2 separate regions of the Homo sapiens genome follow, and region 1 is linked to region 2. A link is a loop called in an ENCODE intact Hi-C map of the cell type or tissue named here. Cell type or tissue: PC-3. All regions are shown on one strand. Links, peaks and the distances in the headings refer to the core of each region. The heading gives the core; the rest is flanking DNA. Region 1 overlaps SPTLC3 (serine palmitoyltransferase long chain base subunit 3). Region 2 overlaps TASP1 (taspase 1).

The links. A loop is a pair of places that touch in the nucleus more often than their neighbours do. Peaks named below come from ENCODE experiments on the same cell type or tissue, not always from the same donor. Only the 100,000 strongest peaks of a DNase experiment are listed, where the experiment ranks them.
Region 1: it touches region 2 in a loop (17-fold over the local background); 1 of 110 quality-filtered maps calls a loop at or near these places.

The regions. Positions count from the first base shown.
Region 1 is chr20:13,010,804-13,027,356 of GRCh38, reverse strand. The region is part of intron 1 of SPTLC3 (serine palmitoyltransferase long chain base subunit 3); the gene reads right to left. Among named protein-coding and RNA genes, the nearest start is that of SPTLC3, 10 kb to the right of the region's middle. In PC-3, for the core only: no CTCF peak of the experiment used is centred there; DNase peaks (open chromatin) are centred at 8,946 and 9,096; H3K27ac peaks cover 1,596 bases.
Region 2 is chr20:13,547,170-13,563,722 of GRCh38, reverse strand. TASP1 (taspase 1) reads left to right here. Exons shown (of 14, transcript NM_017714.3): 8 at 4,609-4,715. Among named protein-coding and RNA genes, the nearest start is that of TASP1, 83 kb to the left of the region's middle. RefSeq lists a silencer at 13,907-14,201. In PC-3, for the core only: no CTCF peak of the experiment used is centred there; a DNase peak (open chromatin) is centred at 8,842; H3K27ac peaks cover 1,892 bases.

The sequences.
Region 1 (16,553 bases), core at 6,748-10,747, 540 kb after region 2:
CAGCACTGGATCACTTCCTGGATGACTGAGGGTACAATGAGATCCTGGATGTGAAAGGGACGTACAGACGTAAGGATCATTGTAGTTGATGCTGAAGGTTAAAGGGGTAAAAATTGGCCGTGTTTTATAAAAATCACTGTCTTAATTTTGGGTTCTCCAGAAGCAAACCTGTATAAAAGATTCAAATACAACCTGTTTATTTGGAAGGTTATCCCAGGAAGCACTGTTAGAGGAGGAGAGATGAGCCAGCCAGAAAAGGGAAGGAAACCAATGAACGGTGTGCTTTTAAGGCAGTTACCAGTGTGGGCAGCTGGAGCTCGCTTCCACCGGGGTCTGCAGAAGACAGTGTAGAACACACCTAAGAATTATCTTTCCCGAAGGATGAGGCTGCTGGGGTATTTATCATCCAGCTCCCATCAGTCAAAGGTTGAGCACTGCTTCTAGGGGGTGTTGAATCTCCGGTGCTTTTGGCCTGATGCCCACTAGGGAAGAACGGGCTCCAGTTCCTAGAACAGTGTCTGACATGTAACAGTTTTTCAGAAAGTTCTCAGAAAAAGGGCATGGGAATTGGCCATTGGAGAGGAGGCTGTGCACATGGAAATGGTAACCGCCAAGAGCAGAAGTGGACATGGCACCAGCAGGGTCTGCTATGGTCATCCGAGTTTCAACACTGCACTTTGTTCGCACCTAACCTTAATTTCTTAATATTATTATACTCTACTATTCAGTTTGTTTTTATTTGAAGACGTATTGATGCTTTATTCAAGTATATTTCTGTCACTGTGTGTTAAAGGATTCTGCAGGCCGAGGACACGAACAGACACTTCTCAAAAGAAGACATACACGTGGCCAAAAAGCATATGAAAAAACCTCAATATCACTGATTAGAGAAATGCAAATCAAAACCACAATGACATACCATCTCACACCAGTCAGTACGGGTATTACTAAAAAGTTGAGAAATAACAGATGCTGGCAAGGTTGCAAAAAAAAGGGAACACTTACACACTGTTGGTGGGAGTGTAAATTAGTTCAACCATTGTGGATGACAGTGCAATGATTCCTCAAAGAGCTAAAAACAGAACTACCACTCAACGCAGCAATCCCATTACCAGGTACCTGCCCAAAGGGATATAAATTGTTCTACCATAAAGAAACATGCACATATATGTTCATTTTAGCACTATTCACAACAGCAAAGACATGGAATCAACCTAAATCCTTATCAGTGACAAACTGGATAAAGAAAATGTGTTACACATACACCATGGAACACTATGAAGCCATAAAAAAGAACGAGAGTATGTCCTTTGCAGGAGCAGGGATGGAGGTGGGGGCCATCATCCTTAGCAAACTAATGCAGGAAGAGAAAACCAAATACCATATGTTCTCAGAAGTGGGAGCTAAATGCCTAGAACACATGGACAGGTATAGAGGAACAACACACACTGGGACCTAATGGAGGGTGGAGGGTGGGAGGAGGGAGAAGATCTGGAAAAATAACTAATGGGTGCTTGACTTAGTACCTGGATGATGAAATAATAAGTACAACAAACTGCTGTGACACAAGTTTACCTATATAACAGGCCTGTGCATGTACCCCTGAACCTAAAATAGAAGTTTTAAAAAAAGGTTTCTGCAGGTCAACCAATATGCAACCTCTTGTCATATTCTGGCACTGTTTCACCAAAGAAGGGGCAGAGAGGGACATAAGGCAGATTCTTGCAAGGGTCAATATTAGTAATAGTGCACATTTGTAGAGAATTTCCTCTGGTGCCTGCACTGTTCTAAGGCTTTGCATGCATTATCTTATTAATTTCTCACCACCATCCAATAGGGTAGGCACTACTATTCACCTCATTTACCAGGTGAGAAAACTGAGGCACAGAGAGATTAAACTGCTTATGCAAGGTCACACCACCATGAAGCTGGGATTCAAGCTCAGGAAGTGTGAAAGTCAAATCCTGCTTCCAAGTTTTACATAATGATTCAGGTTACTAGGGTGATAAGGCTGTAGGGTGAGGTTACGTGATATTAGGAGTCAGAAGATCCTGCTTCCACTACCTGCCAGCTGTGTGGGTGATCATCTGATTTCTTCAAATCTTGGTTCATTATATGTGAAATTTGAAAGTCTATTGTAAGGATTGACAATATTTATAAAAGGGTGAACATATAGTAGTGTCCTCATGTATGGTAGCAGTTATTACCTGTATAATTATTTTCTCTGACGTGGTGATCTGTGACACGCAGAAAAGGAAGTTTTCTACATGTGGCTCTTATTTTGGGCCATAGGAAAGGAGTGCCTTTGCTTGTAACATGAGACAAATACAAGTTCACAATATCAATTTTGAAATTGATACTAAAGAAATTTGCAATAGCAGACATTATTTTAAGGATCATCAAACTATTATAATTCCTGGCCTTTGCTTTCTTCATGTGTTCAAGAAGACAGGGGATGGAGTGGAATTGTAAAGATTACTGAACTAAGTTCCTTTCCTGCTGGAGAGATTACACTAAAGACAAAGAGGAAAATAGCTGCTGATCGCTGTGGAATTATGAGTGTGTAGCAGGGGAATTTCTCTAGAAGACAGCCTTCTGGTGAGCTCTTCCTTTACGTCATTAGATGATGATTTACACATTAGCCAGTTCTCTTCTCCAGAGATTAAACTCTTTAATTTTAAGTGAGCAGTTTTAGTTCATCTTTCCACAGTCAAAACTACATTAGGAAACTTTCTCCAAAAAAGGAATCAAAAGCCAATGCAGGTCAAAACTCATTGAATGATATACTTCAGATTTGTGCATTCCATTGTATGTAAATTTTACCTCAAAAGAAAAAAAACTATAGAAAAATATTGAAGTTAATGGTATGCATGCTGAAGGGTTTAGAAGTGAAGTGTATTTATTCTACAACTTCGTTTGAGATGCATAAAACATATGGATGGATAGATAGATAGATAGGTAGACAAGTAGTAAACGTATAGCAAAATGCTAACTAGAATCTAGGTAGTAGATATATGAATATTTATTTAGAATTATATAAGGTTTTCTATAAATTTGCAAATGTTTACAATAAAATGGTGGAGGAAAGGGCATTTCATCTAATGATAAAAAGACAGGTCCTGTGACTAGATTGCACTGCTAACTATATGTTTTATCTCAGGCAAATTTAGTTAACTTTTGCATGACTAAGTTTAGTCATCTAAAAAATGACGATAGTAACAGTATCAACCTCACGTGGTTGTTGTGAGGGTCAACGGAGTTGGTTTTTGTAAAGTTCTTAGCATGTAGTGCAATGTAAAAGTTTGTTAAATAAAAGTTTTAAAAGTCGTCTCATATATGGGTCATTCATAGGAAAACAGATCGCATTTACTTTCTTGGACACTCGACTCTGAGAATGCAGTATTTTATTAGAAGCTGATGACAGCCCTACACACCTTGGGAGATTAGTCATTTTCCCTCTAATCCAGGCATATTTCATCTCCTGCTAAGATGCAGCAGGAATGATCAAGATGAATTAATAATATTTTATTTCTATTTTCATTCTCTTCAAAAAGTTCCACTGCTTAAAGCATGCTCCCTACCTCCAAGCTTGGAGTATATCATATCTGGATAGCAATAGAGAAGCATGTTGTTACCTGGTCACCAAAGTAATCTAATGACTTTGTGATTTTTAAAAAGGTGGTAGTAAATAGTAGCCATGCTGTCCAACAAAGCTTAAGAAACCTGTGAATTAATTAATAAGAGGTTATATACTTTGAAGTTTACAAAGAAGTCTGTGGATCATATGAGCAGAGCTTTCTTAGTCTTTTAGAGATCTAGGTATGTTAAATGGGAGTTCTTGCAAAGAACAGATTTGTAAAAACAGATAGTCTTTATTCATTCCATAAATATTTTTCAGCTCCTATTACATATAGGCTCTGGTCTAGGTACTAGAGATTCAGCAGTGAAAAAGATAGAAATTCCTGCCCAGGTGGACCTCACAGTCTAAATGTGGAGACAGGCAACAGATAGGAAATAAATTAATGTGTGCATGCATGTGTGTTTATGTGTGTAGGTATATGTGTGACTCTGTGTGTGTGTGTGTGTGTGTGCACATGTGCAGATGTTTTTAAATGCTAAAGAGAACAATTAAGCAGGAAAGGGGCCAGGAAGTTGGGGGGTGGGTTGCAATTTTAGAAAGCATGTGAGCCTGAGTCCCACAGAGAAGGTGCTATGTGAGTGAAGACTTCAAGTAGGAGAAGGGTGAGCCCTGTGGATGTCTGGGTAAAGGGTGTTCCAGGACGGGGGATGAGGAGTGCAAATGCAAATGTTGCAGGTGGGAGGACGCCATGGGTGGCTGGCTCCAGGAACAGTGAAGAGGCTGTGCAGCATCTGGGGTTAGAGTGAGCTCAGGGAAAGTAGCAGGAGATGAGTCACAGATGATCTGGCCAGGCTGTGGGGCCTTATGGTCGTGGTAAGTATTTTGTTTTTTGCTGTGAGTGAAATGGGAGCCATGGGAAGGATTTGGGCAGAAGAATGACATCTCTGGATTTTATTTCAGCAGCACTGGCTGCTGTATAGAGAAAGTCTAGTGGATTGTGGCAGAGGGGAGGGGAGGGTGGAAACAGGACATGGTGGTTTTTAAAACATGCTCATGAATTCTTTGCTACTCTTCCCATTAAGAGACAGGCTAATCTCCTCCCCTTGAACCTGGTGGGCTTGTTTATGGCTGCATCGATCCAGTTCACAGTCCTGGCTTGTCTCACCCTTTGGCCTTCCCAGCCCAGGTGCCAGGTGTGACACTGAGGAGGCAGTCTGGAAAGTGGACCCTCCTGGCCCAGCTTCTCCAGCCCAGCCAGTTGAGTCATCCTAGCTGAGACCCTAGACACCATGGAGCAGGGGAGAGCTGTCCTCACTGTTCCTTTTCTGAATTCCTGACCAGCAGAATCCACAAGCATAATAAAATCATTTTTTTATGCCACTGTGTGTTGGGCTGCATTGTTATGCAGCAATAGACAGTGGAACACAGATAAAAGAGTTGGAGCTCTGTAATACTTTAGGTGAGAGATAAAGGGGGCTAAGACCAGGGAGTTGCTGAGGGAAAGGTGAGAAGTGGTCAGATTCTAGATGTGCTGTGAAGGTCAGCTCATGTTTTACTGAGAGATAGAATGCAGAATAGAATGAAGGAGAAAAGTCACGAATGGCACCAGGGTTTATGGCTTGAGCCACAAGAAGGATAGAGTTGCCATTTATTGAGATGGGGAAGACTGTAAGGGAAATAGTTTTAGAGAGCGGGAGGAGGAAACATGAGGAGCACAGTTTGGTACATATTAAGTTTGAGACGACTTTTGATTATCCAAGTGGAAAGATCAAGTAGGCAGTCAGAAATGCCTATTTATGCATATACATTTACATATCTCTATACATCAAGTAGTCAGTTGGAAATGCCTATTTTATACATCTATCTACTTATCTATATCTATCTATCATCCATCTAATCTATCTATCATGATGTGTTAGAAATAAAGCTTGAAGTCGCAAAGGAAATGACACTCTGATAGTTGATTTCTCAGCAAGGCAAAGTTTACTTCTGCAGAAGGGTGCTGCTCGTTAGTTTGGTCACCACGAGAGCACATCAAACAAAGGAAAGCAGCAGATTTATCCCTAACACACTGGGCTCCTACTGCTGTGTGCAGTCTCCATTGGTTAGAGTTGGACCACACAATCTAAGCTGAACCCAGTTGGCTAACTTGAGACGTGCAGGGATGCAGTTACACTGACAAGAAAACAGTTTTGGTGGAGGTGGGGATGGTGGCGGGGGATTGGTGGGGGGGCTGTTGTGGTGGGGGGAGGTGATTTACAGAGTGAGTAGCAGATGTGGAATGTAGGCTCTATAGATAAGACTGAGAGGAAGGTTGTTTCCCAGGGCAAGGGAACACAGAGAGTAAGGGAGTCTGGCCTTGAAAGCAGGGAAAAAAGGGCAAGCAAACTTAAACAAGTTAACCCTTTGAAGAAGAATGTCTTACTGTATTTAACATGATGAAACAAGATCAGATCTTCATGAGAGATATGCAGTTAGAAAAGAATAGAGGGGCATAGACTAAGCCTTGGGTCATTCCATTGTTTAAAGGTCAAAGAGAGGAGGAGGAACCAAGAATAGAAAATGCATAGGAAAAGCTAGTGATAAAGAGGAAAATCAAGAGTGTAATACCCTGGAAGTCAAGAGAAGAATGTGCTTTGAGAAAGAGAGAGTGATTATTTTTCACTAATGCTGCAGACAGGTCAAGTAAAATGAAGATTGAGAAGTCATTATGGGATGAAGGATTTCAAGGGTTTATGGCTGTCATTTATTGAACATCTACTATATGCTGGGCATCGTACTGATTAGTCTTATGATAGCAGTAGAGAAGAAAGAGGTGACTGCAGGCTAATGTTAATAGATAATAATCATTTATTGACTATCTACTGTATGCCTGATAGTTATTGGGAGTCTTACATGTGCTATCTCATTTATTCTTTACCATAGCCTCATAAAGAATGGATCAGAGACATAAAGTTACCTTCCTAATATGGCCCAATTAGTAAGTGGCAGAACCGAGATTCAAACCCAGTTACATCTGATATCAAAGCTAGTGGTCTTTCTACTATCATTCCTCCTTAAGGAGTTCACATTTTCCTGGGACATCCTAAGGGGTGCGGGAGTGCGAAAAGCTACCACATAAACATCTTTCTGCGGAGTTCAGTTTTCTTCAAAGTTTTAAAAGAGTATATAAAAATAGTTTTACAGCAAAATAAATATTAATATATTATGTAATAAAATGCAAACTTCTAATATAAATGACAAAATATAGAGAAAGGGTCTCACTCTGTTGCCTAGGCTGGAGTGCAGTGGAGCAATCACAGCTCACGGTAACCTTGAATTACTGGGCTCAAGTGGTCCTCCCACTTCAACCTCCTGGGATAGCTAAGGCTACAGATGCATGCCACCACGTCCAGCTAATTAATTTTCTTTTTTTTCTTTTTTTTTTTTAAGAAATGGGGTCTTGCCATGTTTCCCAGACTGGTTTCAAACTCCTAGTCTCAACTGACCCTCCTTCCTTGTCCTCCAAAAGCTTTAGAACTATAGGCATGAGCCACCACACCCACCCTCTAATCCAATTTTTAAATAAATGTCTAACACACATGGGGCTTGCTGCCTCAATCACTTTGTGTTATGTGTGATATTCTCTTTTTTGGTGGATCAATTTGTGAATCCTTTACCCTGTCTTCTCTGGAACAGTTGATTTGCTGTTTTTTTCTAGTTGGATTGTAAGTGCAGAAATAGCCTAGTTTTATACAAAATTTCAGAGCCAAAGTTTCTAATCTGGGGATCTGAGGAAGTCAGGGAATACACACATTCTCTATGTAAAAAATTTTGCAGTTATGGACATATTAATTTTCATTAGAAAGTATATAACAGCTTCTCAAAGGAATCCTTGAACTCCAAAAGACTCACAACCACAAGACAGACAAATAAGAGCTGTGTATAACCCATAGGTAAGAGAATAATTAAGACTTGCACATAGCCTTTTGCTTGGGAAACTTTTGAAGGTCCAGTTAGACCAGATTTAGAGAACAATCTTGGTGACTAGACTTCATGAATACATCATCTAACGAAGGTTTGTGCACCACTGACTATGAAATCTGAGAGTTGTGGTTTGGTCAATAAATATCACCAGGTCTCTAACACTTTGATGAACACTTTGGGACTTAATATTTTAGATTTGGGTTAGTCAAGGAAATCTAGTGTATGTAGCTGGTCATAAGAGTTCCTCAAACCTGCAGAGTCTAGGGTAATTGTTAATATATCAACTCAGGAAAGTGAAGGTGGAAGACTCATCTATCACTTTTTGAAATATAAAGTAAATTAAATCGAGGCGAGCCAAATTCTCTGAGCCATTTTTCCTAAACAAATGAGAAAATAGCACTGTACTTAGGACTTTTTAGCCTATTTCCTACACTCTGTTTGCCTATAGTTTAGAGGTTACAAATTGGTGTTTGTTAGCAATGTTTTCTTTAAATCCACAGGATTTGAATTTTTAAAAATTAGATGCCAACATTTAGAAATCATGAGACCTCCTTTCCTCAATTTGGATTTCCAGCTTCTTTTAAAAGTTGGAAAAACTATCAAGATGGAGCCTGTTCTGTCTCTTGGAAACACCAGGCCTTGTTCATTTAAACCCATTCTTACCATCTCCTACTGTCCTACACAAGGCCCTGCTAGCTCCTCTAGGCATTTGCAATCTGAAACTCCGCTGGGCTCAGATGATCTTCAATATGTCAAAACTCTTCAGGAGAGCAGGATTCAGATGGCACTGTGATAGATAGATGAAGTAGATTGTGGAGGATAATTTTGAGTATTTCTCTGAGCTATGCTTGTAGTGTTTTTCCCCCAAAATAGTTAATTTGAACTCCAAATCACCGGAAAATATTTCTAATATGGTGGCAATAGATCTTTCTGTCGTAAATTTATAGATTGTAATACCTTAGAATTCCAGTAAAACTACATTAGTACAGGCCAACTGAGACAAAGGTAGCCATATTTACTAAAAACATTAAATATATTTCAAAATCAGCATAGTTGACTTCTTGCAATTAATTAGGTTAATATCAATTTACCTCAACAGTGAGAGAAAATTTTTCCAGGAAGCTTTAACCAATAGATAAAATTAATTTGTAATTGGCAGATATTAAAAATACTTAAAATATGTTAATTAAGCCAATGAAACACCTGAGCACACACACTTTATTGAGTCAACTATTTCTTCATAGACAATGTAATAAATTACAGACCTCCTAAGGGTTAATAATTACACTTCAGATTTGGCAATTTTCAAATGGGTGTGCTTTTGCATTGGTTTAGGTTCATTGTGTTTGGCTTTTACAGCCGGACACTCATCTCTGGTTAAGGGCTTAAGCATACAGTCCTTATGCCAAACAAAACAGAAATTTATAACTTATGAAAATGTGTCTTTGCCAATGATTAATAGCAAATTCATGGTCAAAGCAAACTCTGTAAATGTAAATATAAATGAAAGCATTGAAAATGGTACTGAGATTGCACAATGACTTTTCTAGTCATTTTAAGGAAATATAATATCCATGTATTCAGTTTTTATTGCTGCTTAATAAGCCACCAGCAAACTTAAAACAGCAATTATTTATTTGCTCAAGAATTTTTAATATGGGCAGAGCCCAACAGGGACAGCTGGTCTATGATCCATGAAGTATCAATTGGAGCAAACACACCCTGGGGCTGGAGGATTCACTTCCAAGATACATCACTCACACAGTTTAGAAGTTGGTACTGCATCTCAGCTAGAAACAGAGCAAGGATACTTGGTTTCTCTCCTTGAACTTCTTGGGCTGCTTGGGCTTCCTTAAAGCATGGTGGCTGGATTCCAAGAATGGGCACTCTACAAGGACTGGGTTCAAGCTGCGAGTCTTCTTGTAACTGACTCTCAGGAGTCCCAGATTGTCCCTTCCATCACGTTTTTGGTCAAGTAAGTCATTAGGTCTAGCCCAGGTTCAAGTGGATTAGAATTAGATTCTACCTCTCAATGGGAAATACTCCAAAGAATTTGTAACTATCTTTCATCTGCTGCAGGAGTGTCCAATCTTTTGGCTTTCCAGGGCCACATTGGAAGAAGAATTGTCTTGAGCCACACATAAAATACACTAACACTAATGATAGCTGATAAGCTAAAAAAAATCACAAAAAAGATCTCATAATGTTTTAAGAAAGTTTATGAATCTATGTTGGTCTGCATCCAAAGATGTCCTGGGCCAAATGCAGCCTGCAGGCCACATGTCGACAAGCTTGATCTATTGCATCATGTCTAAGATATCAGTATTGCCAGAAAATATTGTACTAAGTGAAGTTTCTATTCAGGGAGGCCATGTACTCTTGAAAAAAGCTCCTGAAAGCCAGACTATCTCTCAAGCTCTGACTGGGGCTAAGTGTGAGTCCACATGACTCAGAGTCACATGAGGTCAATTTTCTTTAGCTTAGAGTTGTTCAAAGTGAGGCATGGAGGTGACAGGTTCACTAATGTGGTATGTCTCTGAGTGAATAACATTGCCTATTGAAAGCACAGATATATGACAGTTTGGTGTCATTTGTGATAAGCTAAAATTTTTATTAAGAATGAAAAATCAGGAAAACAAAACAACTCACCATTCTTTTAACTCACACTGACTCTGCCCTTTAAGGCTGTGTCTGCTGGCCCCTTCTCTCTGGAAGTGGGTATGAATCCCATGCCTAACATTATCTTGTGTTTACAGGGGAAGCGTGGACTAAAGGATAAGAACTTAGGTTCTAGGATTGAACAAACTTGGTTTCCATACCTGGTTTTGATACTTATAAGTTGGTGACCTTGGTTGAGTTACTAAAGCTTTCTGTTTCCTCACCTATAAAATGGGTCCAAAAATAATACCTCATAGGAATGCTGTGAGATGATGAACATAAAGCACTGGGAATGCCTGGCACTTTGAAGATCTCAAGACATGTTAAAGATTATTATAATTATTATGTTCTTGATTACCTCCCAAAGATTTAACTATAGGCCAACATGCATTAGCTATTGGAGCTTGATGTCTTTCAATATCTTTAGTCACAGTGAAAGCATAAGCACCTTTCTTTTTAAAAGTATATTATTGATACCTTAGACAACTGGTATTATGTTCAGTTGTTAAATAAAGGTCTCTAAGCCTATTATCATAGAAAGTAGATAATATCATGGGGTCTTCGACAGTTGTTGAAGTAAGAAGTTAGGATAAGGTAGATAGCCTAGAGTTTATGTCCCAGTTTTGTTCTAGTTGTGTGACCTTGGGGTAAGTTATTTATGTTTTCAGAGCATCAGTTTCCTCATCTGTATGAATGTGGCTAATAATATCCACTTTGCATTACTGCTATAAGAATTCAATGAGGCAAATTACATAGTAGGACCTGGCATGTAGCACCCATCAACAATTGATTTATTAGCTTTACTATTATCATTATTAAACTGATCAAAATAACTAGATTATTCAAACTAAGTTTCAACTTGACTTTGCACTTAATGCACACAAACTGAGAAAATGGACTTTTCTTTCTTTTCTCATGGAAACTGATTCTAGCATATTCCTTTCCTTCCCTTTTCTGACTTCTCTTCCCTTCTTTCTCTTCCTTTCCTTACCTTTTGTATTTCAAATTGTATTTCCCTCATCATAGCTTTTGTCCATTCTTTTCTTTCTGGTGTTTGGCCTCTTTTTGTATTCATTTCTAAAAGTTATTTATATAATCAGAAAATTGCATTTTATGATATAAATTTTAAACATTTTCCTGGTCTGTAATTTGCCTTTTGGTTATTTCACGGTGTTATTCTTGTTTTGTTTTTGCCATGCAGAAATAAATATTTGATTTTTATGTAGTCAGATTGTTGACCTCCTGTTTTATGGCTCCTGGGTATTATATCATAGTTATAAAGACTTTTCCCATGTAAATATTATTTTAAAATTGATATTTTCTTATACTTTAATAGATTAACAATTACCTATAATATTTATCTATCTGTTCATGTACTAATAGAAAACCATTCTAATTCTTTTGGTGAGCAACATGATTTACTAGTTGGTAGTGCTAGTCACCCTCATTATTATTATTTATCATAGTCTTTCCAATTATTCTTCCTTATTAATTTTACACATAAACTTCAATGTCATTTGTCTGGCTCAAAAATATGTTGATTTATTTACTGGACTTACACAGAAACTGATAGGTTAACTTAGGCAGAATTAATGCATTTTTCATCCTGAGTCTTCCTCTACATGTGTTGTATGCCTTTCCACTTATTTTCAGTTTCCTTTCATGTCCCTCAGTAGCATTTTCATACTCCCTTCCAATTGATTTTCATTTTATTTAAATCTATTTCCAGGTCCTTCATGTTTCTGGTGCTATTGTAAAGGAGTTTTTACTTCAGTCATGCTTTCCAATTGCTTTTTATGCATTACCCTTTATGATGCTTCTTGCCATATTAAGTTTTAGTTTTTTTATATAGTTAAAATTTGCTAAGCTGTTCATGGTTTCTGGTTTTTCATCTTGCTTGAGTGCAAAGGGAACAAATTATGGCAATAATATTTACCCTTGATATATCCCTTTTCTCCTTTGCCAAACACAGTGGGTAAGCTCTGTTTATGTTGCTTAACAGCATAATCCTGTCTTGTATGATGATTAGCCCATTAGATCAGGGCTAATTCATAAACCATGCTCTAAGAGTCACCATAAATAAAGCTTACACAGTTTGGGAGAAACCGTATCTGATCATGCTAATTCCCTTCTCAAACCTCCATCACTTGCACATATAAATGGTTATAAAAGACACTCTTGGCGCATCCAGACCTTCTTCCATTCTGGTGATTTCTTACTGCAAGCACCTGTAGCTCAGCTTGAGGGCTTTCTCTGCCATAGGAGTGTGCTCAGCCCATGTGTGGAAAGTCTACAAGTGCTGAGCATCCCTCAACTGATTATGGACCGGAATTGGTTGACATTTATCTTTTTTTTTTTTTTTTAAATTTAGACAGCTTTGAGATGTGTTGTACGCCATCTCCCAGATGTCCCCGACAAGTCTCAGTCCCAGTTGCCAACAATGGTAACTTGCTCATGAGCGTATCGGCTTCCTTCCCTTCTGTGCCTCACTTCACTATTTTTCCTCTGTGCTTCCTGGGTTCACCTCCCTAATAAATTTCTTGCACTCAAATCTTTATCTCTGGGTCTGTTTCTTGGGGAATGTAAACTAAGACAAAGGCATTTTACAATCTTTTCCCACCTGGTTCTTTCCATTAAGCATCCTGAACCTCCTACCATGAACTCATCTTTCATTGGCCAAAGGCATAATGCTCTGATATTTTATATCCTTCTAACAGCCTTTCCCTCTGCTGGAATGCCTTTCTATGCCTGTACAACTGGCTACTCTGCTTTCAAGACTTGGGTCAAATGCCTCTCTGAAGCAAGTTGTCTTCCCAGCCTAGGTCAGATACACATTCTTCTGTGTTCCCATGCAAGGTCCATATATTTCTATTGTGGTGGACTATTTCCAAAGATGGTCACAATAATCTCTCCAATCCCTTACAACCTTTTTCAATGTGACTTTGCAGCCTCTGTCATGAAAAAAGCAGCATCTGTTTCTCCTCGCCTTGCATCTCAGCTGGACTATGACTGGCTTTGTCTACAGAATGTAGCAGAAATGTCCCTAGGACATAAAAGAGGTCTTGTAGTTTCTATTTTTACTCTCTTAGAAGCCAGTCATCCTGTAAAAAAGCCTGGGCTACTCTGCAGAATAATGAGACCACATGCAGAGGGTGTCCTGGTGAAGTAGACACAAGGTGCTTTGGACAACAGCTGGTACCAAGGTCTGGGACATGTGAATGGGGTGATCTTGGATGCTCAGGCAAGTTGATCTGCAGCAAACACCACGTGGAGCAGAGAAAGGCAATCCCTAGCAGCCCCTGCCTGAATCATGAACAATCCAATAGTTATTGTTTCAAGCCATTGGGTTTTGGACTGGCTGTTACATAGGAATAGATAACTGTAACATTTGCTATAGTACTTACCATTAAATACTATAATTGCTTGTCTTTCTCATTTATACTGTGAGCTATTTATAAATGGAGGGAGAATATTTTCATCTTAATGACTGCAGCACCTGACACACAAGAATGCTTTATAAATGATGAGCTCATGAAAAACTGCGGATTCCTTAAGGAGTTCATGGAGAAGCCTTGCCACATTGGGGATTGTTTTAAGGAAATAGGAGCCAAGAAACAAAGGCATTAGAAAATGAACACCAAAGACAAGACTAAGATGAAGACTCAGAGCAGTTGAAAGGGATTTCCAAAACTTTTAGTTTATGAATTCTCCTAGTAATTGGAGAGAATATTGACCTCTATTTCAATCAGGGGGTAGCCTAGGTGAGCCCCACAGACACAGGTACTTACCACGGCTGTCAGGCAGCTACCACTGTTTGCAATTAAACTATCAATCAGTCATTGCTCTTATTCTCTAGAAGAAGTTTATACTACAGCAGAAGAGTAGCTCTACCAGGATATTGCAGACTTCAAGAGGATATAGAAAGGTGGGGAGAATAGAAGTTCAGCTTAAATGGTTCTAAAACTGGAAATGATTTCCATAATAATGTGGCTTAATCCTTTCTCTTCTTCCAGCATCTGCTGAGCACCACCTCAGCCACAGCACTGCTTCTCACTGTCTGCGATGAAGGCTCACTGAATTGAGAAAAGTCTCTCAAAAGTCACATGACCTATTGTGCCTCACAGCTTCCTGGAATGCTTCATGACCTTTCTTATGCCCTTTACTAGCAACTCCTACATTCATCTCTGGAGTTCCTTTCCTGTCTTTTCCTCATTTGCCCCTCAGGAATAAGCTCCCTATTTTTTCTGCAATTATAATGTCTCAAGGTTCAATTTGAGTCTTCTCTGCTCTGAGAAGCTGTCACTGACCACCCCAACTTGTGATTTCCTAGAACATACTGAAAAAGGAACTGGCTTTGGAGCAACTTGGATTTGGGCTCAAATCCTGGCCATGCTGATTGTGATTCTTCAGAAGTTCCTTAGTGATTTATCTTTCCCCATCTGTATAATGGACAGTATACTACCACTTCATGGGGCTGTTTTGAAGGTACAGGAGATGCCTGCCTGAAGTGCTTAGCCCTTCCTGATACATAGCAGAATATTGATATTTATTATTATTTTTGCTCTTCTCCAACTTCTAGTACTAGTATCTATACCACTCATTTGTACTCAAGTTATGTCTGCTTTATGGCAGCTCTTGTCCTTGCACTAGCATTTAACTTTGATGTGATTATTTTAATGTTGATATAAGCTTTCTCCTAACAGATAAATTGTAAACTTCTTATTTATCTTTATAGGTCCTAAGAATAACAGATGCTTAATAAGTATTGGTGAAAAAAAAGCAACCACCTGTTAGGGCTCATAACCTATACCTGGTAATATTACAACATTCAGGTCAAGAACTCAATAAACCTTGAATTAGAGTAACTCTAATCCCCAAACATTTTTGTTTTCCAGGAAAGGGATGATTAGGAAAACTTTACAATTTTTTTTTCATCCTGCAGGTTTCGTTTAAGAGAAGAAAATGCAGACTCTATCCTCTTAAGAAACTACTTCTGGGAAAATGCAATGGAGACACAAGGTCTACCTTCCTAGGTTTTGGTTTTCCAAATAAAAGTTTATGGTCAGGTCAAAAATAATTGCTGGGAATTAAAAAGCAATTATGTGGATAATAGTTGCAAAGTAATTATATAGAATTAAGTAAGGAATAGGAAATTCCTATTCATTAGGAAGAATTTTAATTCAATAAAAATTATAAGAAATATCAAGTTTATAGATTAAGACTTTAAGCACCCATCTGTCTGTAGTGTGGATATGCTCATGAAGAGGGAGAACAAATCCTCTAGTATGATAGTGTCCTGTTACAAGTAAAAGGTAGGAGGCCATGTTGGGAATAAACAAATAAATGGACTTAGTCAGTGATGAAAACCAGTTTTTGTGCATTCTCAGGACATATGAGGTTTAAAGAAAAAAAAAAAACAGGAAAAATAGTCAGGCTCCATAAAAGCTCCAGAAAGGAACTCTAGAAGGTTTCTAAGAATGGAAAGGCTCTGGTCCTTGCCAGCCTTGAGACTGGGGCAGCAAGCCTGCTGCAGGCTGGAGCAGGGATGGCAGCCTACGCTGGACCAGGGGGAAGGAGGACTCATGAGCACCGCCTAATAGTAATTTTCATATGTTTGTTATGCCAGGGAACCCTTTGTCAACAGAATCTTGTAGGGTCCCCTAATGTATAAAAGAGATAACTGTGTTGCTGTGTGGTTGCAAATAAGTGGGAAGAGAAAGGGTGGGAGGATCATTGGAGGGGCTGGTAGGATCTTAGATGCTGCGGCAGAAGACGTTAGGCCAGGCAGAACGTGTTTGGGAGACCAGCAGCCTAGGATTCTGTAAGCCTTTGCAGACTGCTTCTATCCACAGGCAAGGCTTTTGGTCTAGGCCTAGTTTGTTAAAGGGTCCCAAGGATCAAAACTGGTGGCAAAGGAACTTGAGAGTAAAGACAACTTCGTTCCCATCATGGAGGGGACAATAAGCCCTCGTTTGCCCTATTACACTATGATCTCAGCCGGGTTTTTTTTGTTCGTTTGTTTTTCTGAAAAATATTTTTTAAGCCATAATTGAGGCTCTCAATGAAAGCCAATTGTAGCTTAGTGACACCTAAATATGTCTGAGACAAGAGGCTCTGGATGGCCCTTCAGGAAGGCAACAGCAGCCCTGATGTTTTCGACCGTTCTTAGGGAAGCCTCAGTGTCCAAGGATATTTACAGTCTTGCAGCTGCACTTCATAATGAACCTTTAGAATCCTGGGTTTTATCCTTACTTAGGAGTGGTTATAACTGTCTAAGTTTCTAATCTCATACCTCGAATGTGATTATAAAACCAAGATAAAATAAATAAAAGGGAGAAAAGTTAAGAAG
Region 2 (16,553 bases), core at 6,853-10,852:
GACCAGCCTGGGCAACATAGTGAGGCCCTGTCTCTGTTAAAAAAAAAAAAAAAAAGATCATATGGCTTTTTCCCTTCATCCTGTTAATGTTGGTGTATAACATTGATTTTCATATGTTGAACGACCTTTGCTTCTTAGGAATAAATTGCACTTTGTCATAGTGTATTATCCTTTTAATATGCTGCTGCATTTGGTTTGGCAGTATTTTGTTGAGGAATTTTGCATCAACGTTCATAAGGGGTATTGGTTGATAGCTTTCTTATGGTGTCTTTGTATGGTTTTGGTATTAGGATAGTGCTGGCCTCATAGAATGACTTTGGAAGCGTTTCCTCTTCGTTAATGTTTTTGGTGTTTGTTGTTTAAATGTTTGGTAGAATGCTCCAGTGAAGTCATGAAGTCTGGGAATTTTTTTTTTGCCGGGAGAGTTTGGATTATTGATTCAATCTCCTTACTAGTTATTGGTTAATTTAAATTTTCTATTTCTTCATGATGCAGTCTTGTAGGTTTTGTGTTATTGGACTTTGTTAATTTCATTTAGGCCATTCAATATTTGGGTACACAATTTTTCATAGAACTCTCTTATTTATATGTGTGTGTACATATATATGCATATATACATTGTCTCAAAAAAATTATATCTCTATATACATATATATGTGTGTGTGTGTTGTGTATGTGTATACGTGCGTATGTATGTGTGTGTATATATACACCTATGTGTGTGTATATATGTGTATATACACACACATACATACGCACGTATACACATACACAACACACACACACACACACACACACACACACACATATATATATGTATATAGAGATATAATTTTTTTTTTTTTTTTGAGACAAGGTCTTGCTCTTGACCAGGCTGGAGTGCAGTGGCGCAAACATGGCTCACTGCAACCTTGACTGCCCAGACTAAGATGATTCTCCCATCTCAGCTGCTGGAGTAGCTGGGACTACAGGTGCATGCCACCATGCCTGGCTAATTTTTGTATTTTTTATAGAGACAGGGTTTCACCATGTTGCCCAGGCTGGTCTCGAACTCCTGTATTCAAGTGATTCACCCACATTGGTTTCCCAAAGTGCTGGGATTACAGGCATGAGCCACTGTGCCTGGCCTATAATACTTTTTATTTTTGAAGAATCAGTAGTAATGTCCCCACTTTGATTTCTGATTATAGTAATTTGTCTTTTTTTTTCTTAGTTAATCTAGCTAAAGATTTAAATTTTGTTAATGTTTTCCATGAACTAACTTTTGGTTTTATTTGTTTTTCTCTATTTTTTTGGTATTATCTATTTTATTTATCTCCACTCTGATCTTTATTTCCCTTGTTCTGCTAGCTTTGGGTTTAATTCTTCTTTTACTAGTCCCTTAAGTTTTAAAGCTAGGTTGTTGTTTGAAATCTTTCTTATTTTTTAATGTGTTTATAGCCATAAAATTTTCCCTTCATAAGGCTTTTGATGTACTTTGTAAGTTTTGGTGTATTAATTTTTATTCTTATCTGAGGATTTTCTGATTCCTTTGTGATTTCTTTCTGTATTTTAGTTTTCACAATTTGTGCATTTTCCAGTTTTCTTCTACCATTGATTTCTAACTCCATCCTGTTGTAGTTGGAGAAGATACATTGTACAATACCTATCTTTTACAATCTATTGAGATTTGATTTGTGCTCACACACAAATGGGACATTTTGGAAAAATGTCCCAAGTGAACTTGAGAAGAATGTGAATTCTGTTGTCGAATATAGTGTTCTGTTTATATCTTTTAGATCTACTTGGTTTATTGTGTTCTCTTTTCATTTTCTTTTGTGTATATTGTCTTGCTATTTTTTTTTGTGGTTACAATGGGGATTACATTTAACATTCTAAAATTATAACACTCTAATTTGAATTTAGACCAGCTTAACTTCAATAACAAATAAAAATTCTGTTCTTATACAGCTCTGTCTCAACCCTCTTTTGCAAAATTGTATCTTTTCCCATTGTCTGTCTCAAAACAGACTGATAGTGTTTTAATGCTTTAATTTCTTAAATCATGTAGAAAATAAGCTAGGCATGGTGGCTCATACCTGTAATTCCAGCACTTTGGGAGGCTGATGCGGGCGAATCACCTGAGCTCAGGAGTTTGAGACGAGTCTGGCCGACATGGTGAAACCCTGTCTTTACTAAAAATACAAAAAATTAGCCAGGCGTGGTGGCACGTGCCTGTAATCCCCGCTACTTGGGAGGCCGAGGCAAGTGAATTGCTTGAACCTGGGAGGCAGGGGTTGTAGTGAGTCCAGATTGTGCCACTGTACTCCAGCTTGGGCGACAGAGGGAGACTCTGTCTCAAAAATAAATAAATAAAATAAAATCACGTGGAAAACAAAAAGCATAGTTAGAAACCAAAATTACAGTAAGACTAGCTTTTACAGTTGTCCATGTACTTATCTTTATCAGAGATCATTATTTATTTACAGGTTTGAGTTCTGTCTAAGGTTCTTTCATTTTAACCGGAAGGATTTCCTTCAGCATTTCTTGCAGGGTAGGTCCAGTAAAAATGAACTATCTCAGTTTTTGTTTACCTGAGAGTATTTTAATTTGCCCCTCATTTTTGAAGGATCGTTTGGCCACTTCCAGGGTTCTTGGTTGATGCTTTTGTTGTTTCAGCACTTTGAATATATCAACCCACTGTTTCTGGCTTCCAAAGTTTCTGATGAGAAATCTGCTTATAATATTATTGGGGATCCCTAGTAGGTGATAATCTGCTTTTCAAGATTCTCTCTTTGTCTTTGGCCTTTGACAATTTGATTATAATGTGCCTTGGTATGGATCTCTCAGTTTTCCTACTTGGAGTTCCTTGAGCTTCTTGGGTGTTTATATCTTGGGTGTTCATATCTTTCATCAAATTTGGCAAGTTTTCAGCTATTATTTCTTCAAGTAACCATCTTCTCTTTCTCTCTTTCTTTTCCTTCTGGGACTGTACAGTGTGTATATTTGTAAATCTATGCAAGGGCCCCATGAGACCAAAAGTTTCTCAGAGATAGTTTTCTTTCCCCACCTCTTTCGAATACTTTGTTCTTTCTTTTTCTCTACCTTCTCCCTGTTTTTTCCCCCCACCTTCTGTCGGTCTCATGCTCTGCTGTAATCTGGGACAATATTGCCTGCATGCATTTGCTTTTGAGATAGAGGGAGTAATGGACTCAGTTATGGATTAGCTTTACTCTAAGAGAATTAGCCCTTTAAATTCCCAGTTTATTGTGGGGAATGTCTCCTATAAAACTCTGTACTCTTAATGGGCTTTGGGCTTGACGTATCCCTCTCCTTGATGCCATTTAGTCGAATGCAAGTGTGCTAGTGTTGGCAAATGTTCACAGTGCAATAATACCTTTAGTCCTCAGTTTACCCAAGAATTTAGCTTAGTGCTTGTAAGGTTTTGAATGCTTTTAAGGTGGTATTTTAAATATTTTACCCAATGTTTTTAGGAATATTCTGTGGATAATTACTCTGAATAACTTAGTCTGCCATTATCAGAAAACTTCAATAACTTTGTCAGTGTTATGTTCCAGTTTGTAATTTCTCTTATCAGCTGGATCTAATTGGCTGTTAAAATTTGTATATCAAGTTTTAAAATTTTGATTATTTTATTGATTGATTGAAGCTCTATTTGTTCTTCAATTCAGCCTAGTCAGTTTATCATCTTGCTGCTTAATCCTGTTTTTGATGTCTTTCTTTTCTTTCTCTGAGCATAAACGTGTGTTATATTCTGTATCTGATTATTCCAGTATCTGAGATTTTTGCAGGTCAGGTTATGCTTTCTGATATTCGGCTGGCTTTTATTCTTGGTAGTTTATCTCTTATGTGTTTTATGAATTTTCCTTTTAAAACTATGAGCACATGTTGATTGAAACATGGGAGTTCTTTGAGGTCTGGGTAAGTTAAGGCCAGTTTGTTTTTCTGGGGAGTATTTGCATTTGTGTTTGGAGGCCCTTTGAAGCACTGTTGATCACTTTTTTACCCTGGGATCTCACAGGTAATAAGAATTCTACTCGAGGTCTATCTAAATGCCCGCATTAGTCCTGAAATTTCTAGGGAGATGTTTCCTCTTTACATCTAGAACCAAAGCTGAGATTTGCAAGTTTTCTGGTTTAAAAAATGTTTTATTTACTTTTTATTATTTTTTGGTGCCTGGTGGCTTTTTTCTCATTTGCCCATTCACTGGGAATATCAACCATTGAGACTTTCTCCTTTCTTTGTGGATAATCTCCAGTGTGTTTTCTCATACTGCATTGTGCCCAAGTTTCGTCTCTTACCTCCTTTGCGCAGAGACCTTTAAAACGACAGTTGGAGGAGGCTTGCATCAACAGATGCCCTGAGGGTAGTATCTGCCTTCAGGACTCCTTTGTTTCTCTGGGTTGGACCATTTTCTTAATTTTAAAATCTTAATTTATTTCTCTTATTCTCCTACTATCCCTGTATACATTGAAAAGACTTTTTAAACCCTTAATTTAACATACTGAAGGATTTTCTTCTGGGAAGGCTCTTCAGATATCTTATTTGACCCATTGCCCTAATATTTCTTAAATGTTATATTTAATGTTTTTTATTTTTATTTTATAGGATTCAGTTTAGCTGCATTTAAAAGAAACAAGAGGAAACTAGAGCTGGCAGAAAGGGTGGACACAGATTTTATGCAACTAAAGAAAAGAAGACAATCAAGTGAGAAGGTCAGGTGGTGTTTGAAATATTCAAATTAATGTATCAGATGATATATCTTCTGCATTTAGATACAAGCTTTAGGACGATACAATTCAGTAGAAATAGAATGTGTGTCACATATGTACTTTAAAGTTTTTCAGTAGCTACATTAAAAATATGTTCATAATATTAGGCTCATAAAAGAGAAAAAGAAAGTAGAAAGAAACAAGGGAAATTAATTTTAATATATTTTATTTAAACCAGTGGATCTAAAATATAACTTTGAAATATGATCAGGGAAAAATTATTAATGAGCTATTTTACATTATCGTTTTTAGTATTAAGTCTTCAGAACCAGTTTGAGTTTTCCACATCTCAATTATAACACTAAATTTTTATTAGATATATTTGATCTGTATTTATATTTCATAAAAATTTACTGTGAAATAGTAAATTTACATACCAAGTTATTACAGGTATACTTAAATCTTCCTAATAGTTTAATATATTAGAAAATTAAAATTTTATAAAATTAAAAATTCAGCTTTCCATTTGTCCTTGACTCATTTTAATTTCTGAATAGCTACATTTGGCTCGTGGCTACTGTTTTGGTTCTTACAGCTCCTGATAGTGATTCTTAACATGACTGTTTAGGGAGTAGAGTGTAAGTATAAGAAAATATACATATTGTATTCAGGCGTTTTTAGGGATAGAAAGAAATTGAAAACTACAACATTCTTGCTCAGCCTGTGGCTTAGGGGTTTCTTAGCATACAGCTCATGATGGGTGTCCCAGGTCACATAGTCATGTGATGTACCTTAGCATTCATCAATATTCTTTATTGTTTAGTTCTTCTGTAATGGCTTAGATACTGTTTTGTCCTTTGTGTCATAGTTTTATATGGTTTACCTATGTATGAATGCACAATACATCATCTTTTGTAGTGATAGATATTTTCTTGGTGTGTTGCCACGAGATAATCAGTTTGGTACAAACCTTTTTAATTTTCTGCCGGCAAAGGATAAGAATTTAGAAGGCAGATGAACAAATTAATAAGTAGATCTTGATATGATGGTGGATAGTCTATTTCTTGGGTTTCTGCATCGGATGTGATGTGTGGGTGAATGAATTTAGGACTTTTTTGCCTTTTTAAAAATTCATGATAGGCCAGGTGCAGTGGCTCATGCCTGTAAATCACAGTACTTTGGGAGGCTGAGGTGGGTGGATTACTAGAGCTCAGGAGTTGAGACCATCATGGGCAACAAGGAAAACCCCATCTGTACAAAAATTTAGCTGGATATGGTGGTGCATACCTGTACTCTCAGCTACTCGGGAGGCTGAGGTAGGAGAATCACCTGAGTCTGGGGTGTCAAGGCTGCAGTGAGCCGTGATCATGTCACTGTGCTCTAGCCTGGGTGATGGAGTGAGACCCTGTCTCAAAAAAAAAAAAAAAAAAAAAAAAAACCAAAAACATCGTAATAAAATTTGCATAGAGTAAATGATTTAATCAGTTTTTATAAACATATATGCCCATGTAAACCATACACCTATCAAGATATAGAATATTTCCAGTTCTTTCATGCTGCTTTCCAGTTAGTCTCCAACTTAAAGGCAGCCACTGTCCTGATTTTTATTACAGTAAATGCTTTTTCTTGCTCTGAACGTTATATAAATGGAATCATACAGAATGTACTCTTTTCTGTTTGGCTTCTTTCACAGAAAGCTTTTATTAGACATTGTATCACCGATTTATTCTTTTTTATTACTGATTAATATTTCCTAATATAAATACACATTAATTTGTTTATCCGTTTTCCTGTTGATGGACATTTGATTTTTTTTCCAGTTTTTTACTATTACGAATAAAGCTGCTGTGAAATTCTCATACCATTCTTTTTGTGGAGATCAGGTTAGGATTTTTATATATAGGAGTTTCACTGCATCTCATGGAGAATATCTTCAGCTGGAATTACTCAAGTAGTTCAGTTTTCCATTCAGGAAATGGGACTGAACTGGGTAGTAAGAAAATAATGGTGAACAAGATGGAGGAAGCTCATGCTCTAATGAGACCTTACATTTTAGGAGAAAGAGACATATTAGCATATAATTAAGATAGTTATTCTTGTAACTGTTATGAAGGAAAAAAAGAAGAACAAAATGATGTGATATAGAGTAACTTGGATGTGAGAGTCTGAATGAAGACTTTGTTAAATAGGATGGTCAACGGAGACCCCTATGAGGAGATAACATTTGAGGTGACATCTAAAAAATGAGTGGCTTTTATGAAGACTCAGTGGAAGAGTGTTCCAGGCAGAATGAGCTGCATGTGCAGAGGCCCTGTGGGAGTTTGGCACATTACAGGAATGGAGAGAGAGAGTCAGTGTGCCAAATCAGTGAGCAAGGGGAGAATAGTATGAGATGAAGCTGGAGCAGTTGGTATGGGCTAGCTCCTTTAGGACCTGGTAGATCATGGCAAGGAGTTTGAATTTTATTCAATAATTTTATTCAAGAATTTTATTTATTTTATTCTTGAATTTTATTCAAGAATAATGGCTAGCCATTGAAGAGTTTAAAGTAGGGAAACAGTGCTTTCTTATTCACATTTTGCAAAGTTCTCCATGGGCTACTATGTGAATAATCAGTCCAAGGGGGAGGTAAGAGTAGAAGTTGGGAGACTAGTTACAAAGTCATTGCAGTTTGGAGATTATGGCACCTTGGACTGTAGGTGATAGGGATGGAGATGACGATAAGTGAATATATCCAGAAAATATTTTGAGGGTTTCTGGAAAGACAATATTGATGCCAATAGTTATTGGCAAGAAAGAGAGAGGAATTAAGAGTTTTAGCTGAGCAGAGGATTTAAGGGTTTTAGCTGAGCAGTTGGATATTTGCCATTTACTAAAAGAGTAGAGCTGGGGAAATGGGGCTTTCTGGTGGTAGAAGTAGGCAGTGGAAATCAGTAACTTTCTTAACCCATCTCCAACTTAATGGGCTCAGATTGACCAATGCTTTCCATTTTCACCATAAAACCTATTACTTGATGCCAATAGCCCCTTAAACACCCAAAGCTAATAGAATACCTTTTGGTGTACCATCTGCCTCTGTTTCTTTCATTTGAATTATATGCCACCAAGATCCTCATTATGCTTGCTGTGAATCAAGGGGTAATTTCGATTTTCAAGTCTTTATTGCTTAAGAAAGACATTTTGTAAGGCTAAGGCTGCCATAGATAGTGATTCCTCTGATGGATCTGGACAAGGTGAATTGAAAACCTTCTGGAAAGGACTCACTATTCTAGATGCCATTGTGTATATTCGTGATTCATGGGAGAAAGTCAAAATATCAACATTCATAGGCATTTGGAAGAAATGGATTCCAAGCCTCATGGATGACTTTGAGGGATTCAGGACTTCAGTGGAGGAAGTCGCTGTGGATGTGGTGGAAGTAGCAAGAGAACTAGAATTAGAGGTAGGGCCTGAAGATGTGGCTTGAATTGCTACAATCTCATGATAGAACTTTACAGGTGAAGAGTTGCTGCTTGTGGATAAATAAAAAAAGTGATTTATTTAGATGGAATCTACTCTGGATGAAGATGCTGAAAGTATGGTTGAAATGAGAAAGGATTTATAATTTTTTTTTTTTTTTTTTTTTTTTAGAGGGAGTCTTGATCTGTTGCTCAGGCTGGAGTGCAGTGGCACGATCTTGGCTCACTGCAACCTCCGCCTCACAGGTTCAAGCAATTCTCCTGCCTCAGCCTCCTGAGCAGCTGAGACTACAGGCGCCCGCCACCACGCCTGGCTAATTTTTGTATTTTTAGTAGAGATGGGGTTTCACCATGTTGGCCAGGCTGGTCTGGAACTCCTGACCTCAGGTGATCCACCCACCTTGGTCTCCCAAAGTGCTGGGATTACAGGCATGAGCCACCGTGCCCAGCCAGGATTTAAAATATTAGGTGAGCTTATTAATAAAGCAACGGCAGGGTTTGAGAGTTGAATCCAGTTTTGAAAGAAGTTCTGTGGGTAAAATGCTGTCAAGTAACATCATGTACTACAGAGAAATCTTTGGTGAAAGGAAGGGTCATTCAATGTGATAAACTTCCTTATTAGTTTGTTTTAAGAAGTTGCCACAGCCATCTCATGTATGAGCAACTGCCACCCTGATTAGTCAGCAGCCATCAACATTGAGGCAAGGCCCTTCACCAGCCAAAAGATTATGAATTGCTTGCTGAAGGTTCAGATGAGTAACATTTTTTAGCAATAAATTATTTTAAAGTTAAGGTATGCATATTTTTTTAAACATAATGCTATTATACACTTAATAGACTACAGTAAAGTGTAAACATAACTTTTATGTGCACTCGGAAACCAAAATATTTATTTGACTCACTTTATTGTAATATTTGCTCTATTGTGGTGGTCTGGAACGAAACCTGCACTATTTCCAAGTTATGCCTGTAATTTAAAGTGTGAAAAAAAAACTAGATAAATTTGGGATTTTTTTATTGCATTGATTTTTTTTCTTTTAAAGTAATCGATTATACAAACATTATCACAGTACAAGTAGAAATACAAATTAAAGCCAGAAGACTTTATTCTGCTTGGTATTCTACCTCTATAAATTAGAGCGCTCTTGTTTTCTTTAGTCTTTGACCGTTTATACTTACATTTGATTAGTTTAAAGTAAGAATTATTAATCCATGGAATGCTTTTGGCTGCAAACAATGGAAAACCTGACTGTGGTTTAAGAAATGCATATTTGTCCCCTTGCTCTCTGGCCCGTAGCCACATAGTAATAAGTTTGGAGGTGGTTGGTTGCTGGCATTAGTTTAGGTTTCTGATGATGCTAGGGCTAACATATCTGGTATTCTCTTGGGCCTTTTTCTTATACCTTTGCCTCATGGATGTGATATGGCTCCTGAAATTTTAGATGTCACATCTGCATTCAAAGTGAGAGTAAGGCAGGATGGCAAAGAGGGAGAAGTGCCAGATGTATTTTCCTTTTTTATCTGGGATTCAAAATTTTTCTGGAATCTCCCTCAATAAACTTCTCCTTAGTAGTTGAGAAGGGGCACAATTCAGTCACATGGCTATTTCCAGCTGCAAAGGAGCCTAGGAAATTGGGTGAGTTGTCATAATTACCATCTCATAGTTCATGGCTTGAGGATAGACACATTGTCTTCCCAAACAAAATAGCAGTTTTATTGTCAATGGTAGTGGCTATTTGGTAGGTCGTTTACAGTGTATAGCATTAATGGAGATAAGTTTTTATAATCTCCTTCCCCACAATTAACATATCCCTTGTTAATACAAAGTAATATTGAGCTAAATAGCTAGTCTATACATAAATTGAATAAAAGCATATTTTATCTCTGCTTTTAGGATGTATAGATTTTAAGATAAAATACTTTAAAATGAGGAACATAAATTCTTAGTAATTATCCATTCTTGGTAATTGGCATCTTTGTTTCATCCTTGCTTATTTTTTTGTTATTTAGAGGGAAGACATGATGGAGAAGAAAAAGATGACTATTTAGCTGTAGTATTATATTGTGAAATAAAAATAGTAGTCCTTAAGTTCTGTTCTACTTCACTCTCTGGGTAGACCTGTCTCTTCTGGATTTTTCTTTTATCTCTTTCTTATTTTTATGGTATACAGACAGTCCATACTTTGCATGGTAGGGCTGGACCATAAAGTGACCATGCAAGCTGAAACCATGCAGAGTGGGCTTAATGGTGTAAATTTAGCTTGTTCCATGACCTTTAAATATTTTTGTCAAAACGTTAAAAACTCTTGGTGGAGTACAGTGACTCACACCTGTCATCCCAGTGCTTTGGGAGGCCGAGGCAAGAGGATCACTTGAGGCTAGGAGTTTCGAGACCAGCCTGGATAACATAGCAAGACCCTGTCTCTCTATATGTAAATACAAAAGAAAAACTGGCTGGGCATGGTGGCATGCACCTGTAGTCCCCGTTACTCAGGATGCTGAGGTGGGAGGATAGCTTGAGCCCAGGAGTTTGAGGTTACAGTGAGCCATAATCATGCTACTGCACTCCAGCCTGGGCAACAGAGTGAGACTCTGTCTCCCCGACTCTGTCTCAAAAAGAGGAAAGAAGAAAAACAGAAAGAAAAACCCAGAAATCTCTTTTACTGTTGGTTATAAATGTGTATGGAAACAGAAAAAAGTAAAACCAATATTTACTTAGTACACTAAAGCATTTAGAAACATTAACAGTGTTTTATTTAGGATAAAAATTTATAATTTGAACAGTACTTGCCTCCTCAGCATGTAACTTATGATGTCATATGAACATCTTTTCTATGTGGTGGTGAATTTTCATACTCCTTTCTAATTTTGGATCAGCTTTCAACATTCTACCTTTTGCTCTTTCAGTGTCACCACATAGCTGCCAGTCTTCCTTTAGTGTGAAATTTTTGCCAATGTCACTTCCTCTGGGACATCTTCATCCTTTTTGTCCCAACTCCACTCCTTGATAAGATCCTCTTTAGTAAGTTCCTCTGTCTGTATATCTAGAGCCTTAATGGCAGCAGTGTCAGACATGCCCGTGGTCACTTATTTCTCGTATAACTTCATTTATCTTTCATTTGAATTTCACTTCCAGCATTATCACTTTTGTTTTGTTTTGTTTTTGTTTTTCCTTGACTTTCTTCTGTAAATTCATCACTTAGAGACAGAGAGGCAACGTTTCCACCTGCTGTCTTTGCACAGTGACACATCACTGACAGACTTTCAAAGAATGTCATGATTGGTCACTGATCGTGATGTGCATCACTGATGTTTGCAGTGGTTTGTGAACCAAGGAGATGGCGGGGGAGTTTATATTTCATGCAGTTACTCAGAGTTAATAATACCATGGTAATTGAAATTTGAACCATGTTGTCGAGGGACTGGTGTGATTTAAATAAACTCTGGTAATTGAAATTTATGTATATTAGGCAAAGCAAGGACTATTTTTCTGTCAAATAACCTGGACTGTTTGTCCTGTGATGTTTCCTTCAATCTGAGTTTTGCTCATTGTATACACACAGTAAAGTTCAGCATGTTCCTGTATCTTCCATAATTTCTGCAAATGGACATCTGGATCTCCCCTTACAAAATTGCCATGGCCTCTCATTGTTGGAATACTTATCAGTAAGTTCATGTGGTGTATGTGATGAAGTGATTACCTGTTTTAAATTTATTGTTTGCTTTGTTTTGACACAAGAAAAAAGTGGTTGTATTGTTTACTAATCTTTATCCTATTTGGAAGAGGAAACCTTACTTTTGGAATGAAGTGTTTAACTCATTAACTCATTGGCCAATTGCTGTACTTGGCTTATGCTACAGGACTGACTGGGTTGCTACATGACTGAGAGTTACTTGCTAAAAGAGGAGACCCTCGTATTGGGAAAACAAACTGATTGAATGCATGGCATAATCTAGATTTCATAAATATCAGTTTCAAACAGCCAGCCCTGGATATGACTGGAAGGGACTCTTAGAGTATTAAAAGAGGTTGGGGGTATTGTTTGATCTCAACATTTTTGATGTTTCAAGCCTTTTTTTTCCTTTCTCTTCATTTTTCACAAGCATATTGTTGAAATAGTTTCCATCTCTTTTTCTTTAATAACAGATTTTACAGTTGAATGTACATAATTATTTGCCTCCTCCCATGACTTTTACAAAGTAATTTAAGTTTTTAATTAATTTCATTGGTGTTTAGGTAAAGCAGTACTTACATGGGATAGTGAAATGAAAGTTAATCAGACATTTTCCATTGTGTGAATGAATATCTTTCCTTCTTTGATTTTTAATAAACAAGTTAAAAAATTTTGCAATGATTTTGGTGCTTTCATACAATGTTGTGTGTTCAAAACCACTCTAAAGAGATGCTACAACTTTTAATTTTGTATTCTTTAGCCACCACATAGGGACATCAAATTGGCCACATGTTTCAGAAAGGAAATGTTGGGCCTTGCTTTGTACCCTTCATATAAATATATTCTATTCTTTTGAAGTATATTGTGGGTAACATTTTTCCCTTTTATCCACCATCTTGAAATTATTATGTAAATGCTTAACTGTATCATACTAAATCATTGTAGTTTTTGGGTGAGAGGTAGGCTAAGATCAAAGAAAATAAATGCACAAAAAACAACATGTTTTCCTCAGATTGTTCCATTTGTACTTGTCTGTGCTTGCCAGAAGAGGAGACCCTGACACTGGAAAAACAAACTGAGTGAATGCATGGCATAATCTAGATTCCATAAATATAAGTTTCAAACAGCCAGCCCTGGATGTGACTGGAAGGGACTCTTAGAGTATTAAGAGTGCAGGAAAAGGAGTAATTAGTCTTCTCTAGAAATTGACTTTGCATGGTCTGGAGTTTTGTCATATTGCTCAAGAAGTTGATTAGTATATGAATATATGAGTAAACCAAAGTAGGAAACTTCTTTGACTTATCTTTTACATAAAGAGATTACTTTATGTATTTTTTAAAAATAAAACCGAAAACTCATTCTGTGAAATGATTGTCTGGTATTTGAAATTTTTTTTTTAGTTGTAGGTAATATACTGAAAATTACATTTGCCTCACATAAGACTATCTTGATTACTGGATGAGCCTACAGATTTTACATGTAAATCAGTAGATAGGTCAGTAACTTAATTAATGTCTTATTGGATCACCCCCATCCCATACATTTATTTAGGTTATAAAGCCTGATGATTGGCATTTGTTTTCAGTATATGAGGATCTTCTAAATGTTTATAGCTTATAGTACTTTATGCCAATCATCAATATCTGAGTCTAAAACTTTCGACCTTTGATGACTGGACAATTGCAGTGTCTCTGTGTGTGTGTGTGTGTGTGTGTGTGTGTGTGTGTGTGTATGTGTATATATTCCATATTTAGGAAAAGCTTCTAACTTAGCATATAAAGATTCAATACCTAGGAGATTGAGTTTCTTCCCAGGTCGTCCTTAAATCCACACCAAGCTATACCTTAAATCTATATGAAGTCTTAAAGTTATAAGTAAGATGAAATTGAGGCAAGAAGGCAATGTTAAGAAATCTTAACTACTGTTTTTGTTTTGTAACGGAAGTAACCTGTGGTTTGTCAGAATATTTGTTATAAGTTGACATCAGATATTGTCGGCCTTGTAAATTCTTCCTAAATTTTGAGTATTTAATAGCTCTGTAGAGACTTAAAATTTGTAGTATTTAACGGAATCAATGGAGAGGGAAAAAAGGAACATTTCTTAATGTTATCATTGGAATAGTCCCAGCTGATCTTGTGTATAATATCAAGTCACCACCTTGTAGCTTTCCTATCAGGAAATATCTCCAGTGAATGGAATCTCACTGGGACTACAGATAGAAGCCTTCATATCTGGAAATTGGCTTAGATGCTGGTGTTAAGAACATCACATTCCAAGTTTAAATATGTCTCCATGTGATATCATATGCTATCACCATACACCAATGACCTGATTTGCCCTATCATAGACATGGTGATGCTGACACATGTATAGCTAATAAGACAGCAGAATAAATGAGTGCATTAAAAAAACCAAATGTGTGTGTACACACACACACATACACACACACACACACCTATTACAAGTACAAGGGTATTTTAAGATCACAAGACAAGAAATAACCAGTGCTTAATTAGGTTGATGGAAAATTATCTGTAACTTTTTAAAGCCTTGGTTCAGCTGTGTCTTCTCTAATCAGCTTAGAATATTTTAAATACATAGTCGGGTCCCAGGAACTATTTGAAATTCAAGACTTGAGACTGGAATTACTTGAGGAGTGGAGGGAATAGGGTAAGGTGAGAGACAGTGTATAAAGGGTCAAGAGTTGTATCTAGATCTATTATAAGCCAGTCCAGAGACTTTGGGCAAACATGGAACCTCTCTAGACTTTAGTTTCCTCAGCAGTTAAGTCAGCATGTTGAACTAGGTAATTACCATGGTCTTTTTTAGCTTGGTGTAATACTCTTAATACATATTCATTGTCAACATGGAGTATGTCCAAACTTCCTTGATTCTCTTATTAAGGAATTCTTTATTCTAGTGGATCCTAAACCTGGCTGATCATTAGATTCATCTGGGGACTTTTAAAACTACAGATTCTTAGGTTCTGCTTTAAACATACCGAATCATAATCTGCAGGAATGGGTAAGCTATTGGGCCGGTATTTGAGATCATTGCTTGTTCTTCCTAATATGTCACAGTGGGCTTAGAAAAGCACCCATTGCATAAATAAACATGGAACATTTTAGATGAACTGGGATTATATGATTGAATTCAGTTAATGACTTCATGTCCAGCATCACTCATTTAGTTTTCCTCCAGGTAGTCTAGAACTCCCTTCTTGGAGTTGCAGCTCTTCCTCTTTGCTTCCAGGATTTGCCTCAGGGTCACTTTCATTGTTCACAGTCAAACCTTCACCAGGCAGCCAGTTCTCTCAAGTCAGGCTCCTTGCTCTTTATTTTCCCCTGCCCAGCAGAGGACCTGACACATTAGCAGCTATTTAATGAAGGTTTATTTGAATGGATGAATCTATATGTATTTTTCCATTTCCTTTTTTTTATGTCCCAACCTGTTCCAGTTGCCTGTTTTCTCCTGCCTATTACACATTTTCACTTGTTTGACCCATCACAGTCTAACTCAGCATGTTTAGAATCATGCTCCACTCACTCTCCTGGATGATTGCACTAGCTTCCTACCTATCTGCCCACAACTGCCCTGCCCTTTCAGTCATTTCTCTGCCCAGCATTCTTGAAGTTTTCTAAAAGTACAGTTTGATTTTGTCATGCTCCTGCTTGAACCCTTAACTCACTTCCAGCTGCTCTTAAGAATAAAGTATAGGCTCCCCAACAGAGTCCCCAGGACCCTATGGGAGCAGACATGGCTGTCTGTCTTTCCAATCTTTTGCCATCTCACTCCGGGTCACATTGTCAAGATTCTTCCTGTGTCAAGGTCTTCACACCTGTGATTCCAGATCCAGGGAATGTTGCCTGTCTCCTTCCTTCTTCTCTCTCTTTAAGCTATTGTGCTGCTCCAATTGTCTCTCTGTCATTATTAGTGTGGTTATTTGATGTCTTTATCTTCCAGTAGAATGAGGTTCCAGGAGGACAGCTATTGTATGTCTTATTTACCATGGTTTCTCAGCTTGACATATAATAAATGCTCAATAAACATTTAATGAATACATGCACTACTTTTTTTTTTCTTGTTTCTTTTTAGTAGACATACTACCAGTGAGCCTTTGTCTTTTCACCCTCAGTGGCTGGACTGTTGCAGTATCTTCATGCCTGGCTTCTTTGCCTCTAGTCCTGCTCTATTCCGTTTTAATTCTGTGTGCTATCAGAAGATACATTTCCCTAAAAATACCTGCATTGGTTTTGTCTCTCTCCTGGAAGAAACTTTAATAGAATCTTTACTGTCTGTGGGTTAAAACCCAAACTTTTAAGCTGAATTTTATAAACCCTCTTGAAACCTAGCTACAAGCTACTTTTCCATTATCTTCCTTCTGGAATTACCTTTTTTTCTCACCAAATATATTTCTCTTTTCAGTTTTATTTGCTGAGAGTTCTCAAATCCAAGTTTTTGTTCATATTCCTTCCCTTAATGGGATAAGCAGTAATTAATAATGGAATATTAACTACTTCTTTGCTTCCTGAAAATTCTAATTCAACTCTTCCTTTATGAGCTAGCTCCAATGCCATGCAGATCAAATTTCTTTCTTCTAGTTGGCACAGATGACAGGTACTTAATAAGTGTTAATTGAATTGAATTATCTGCTTTACACATTTGCCATTTTGAGGTTGGTGTATGTGGTTATTTTGTTTGTGTATGTC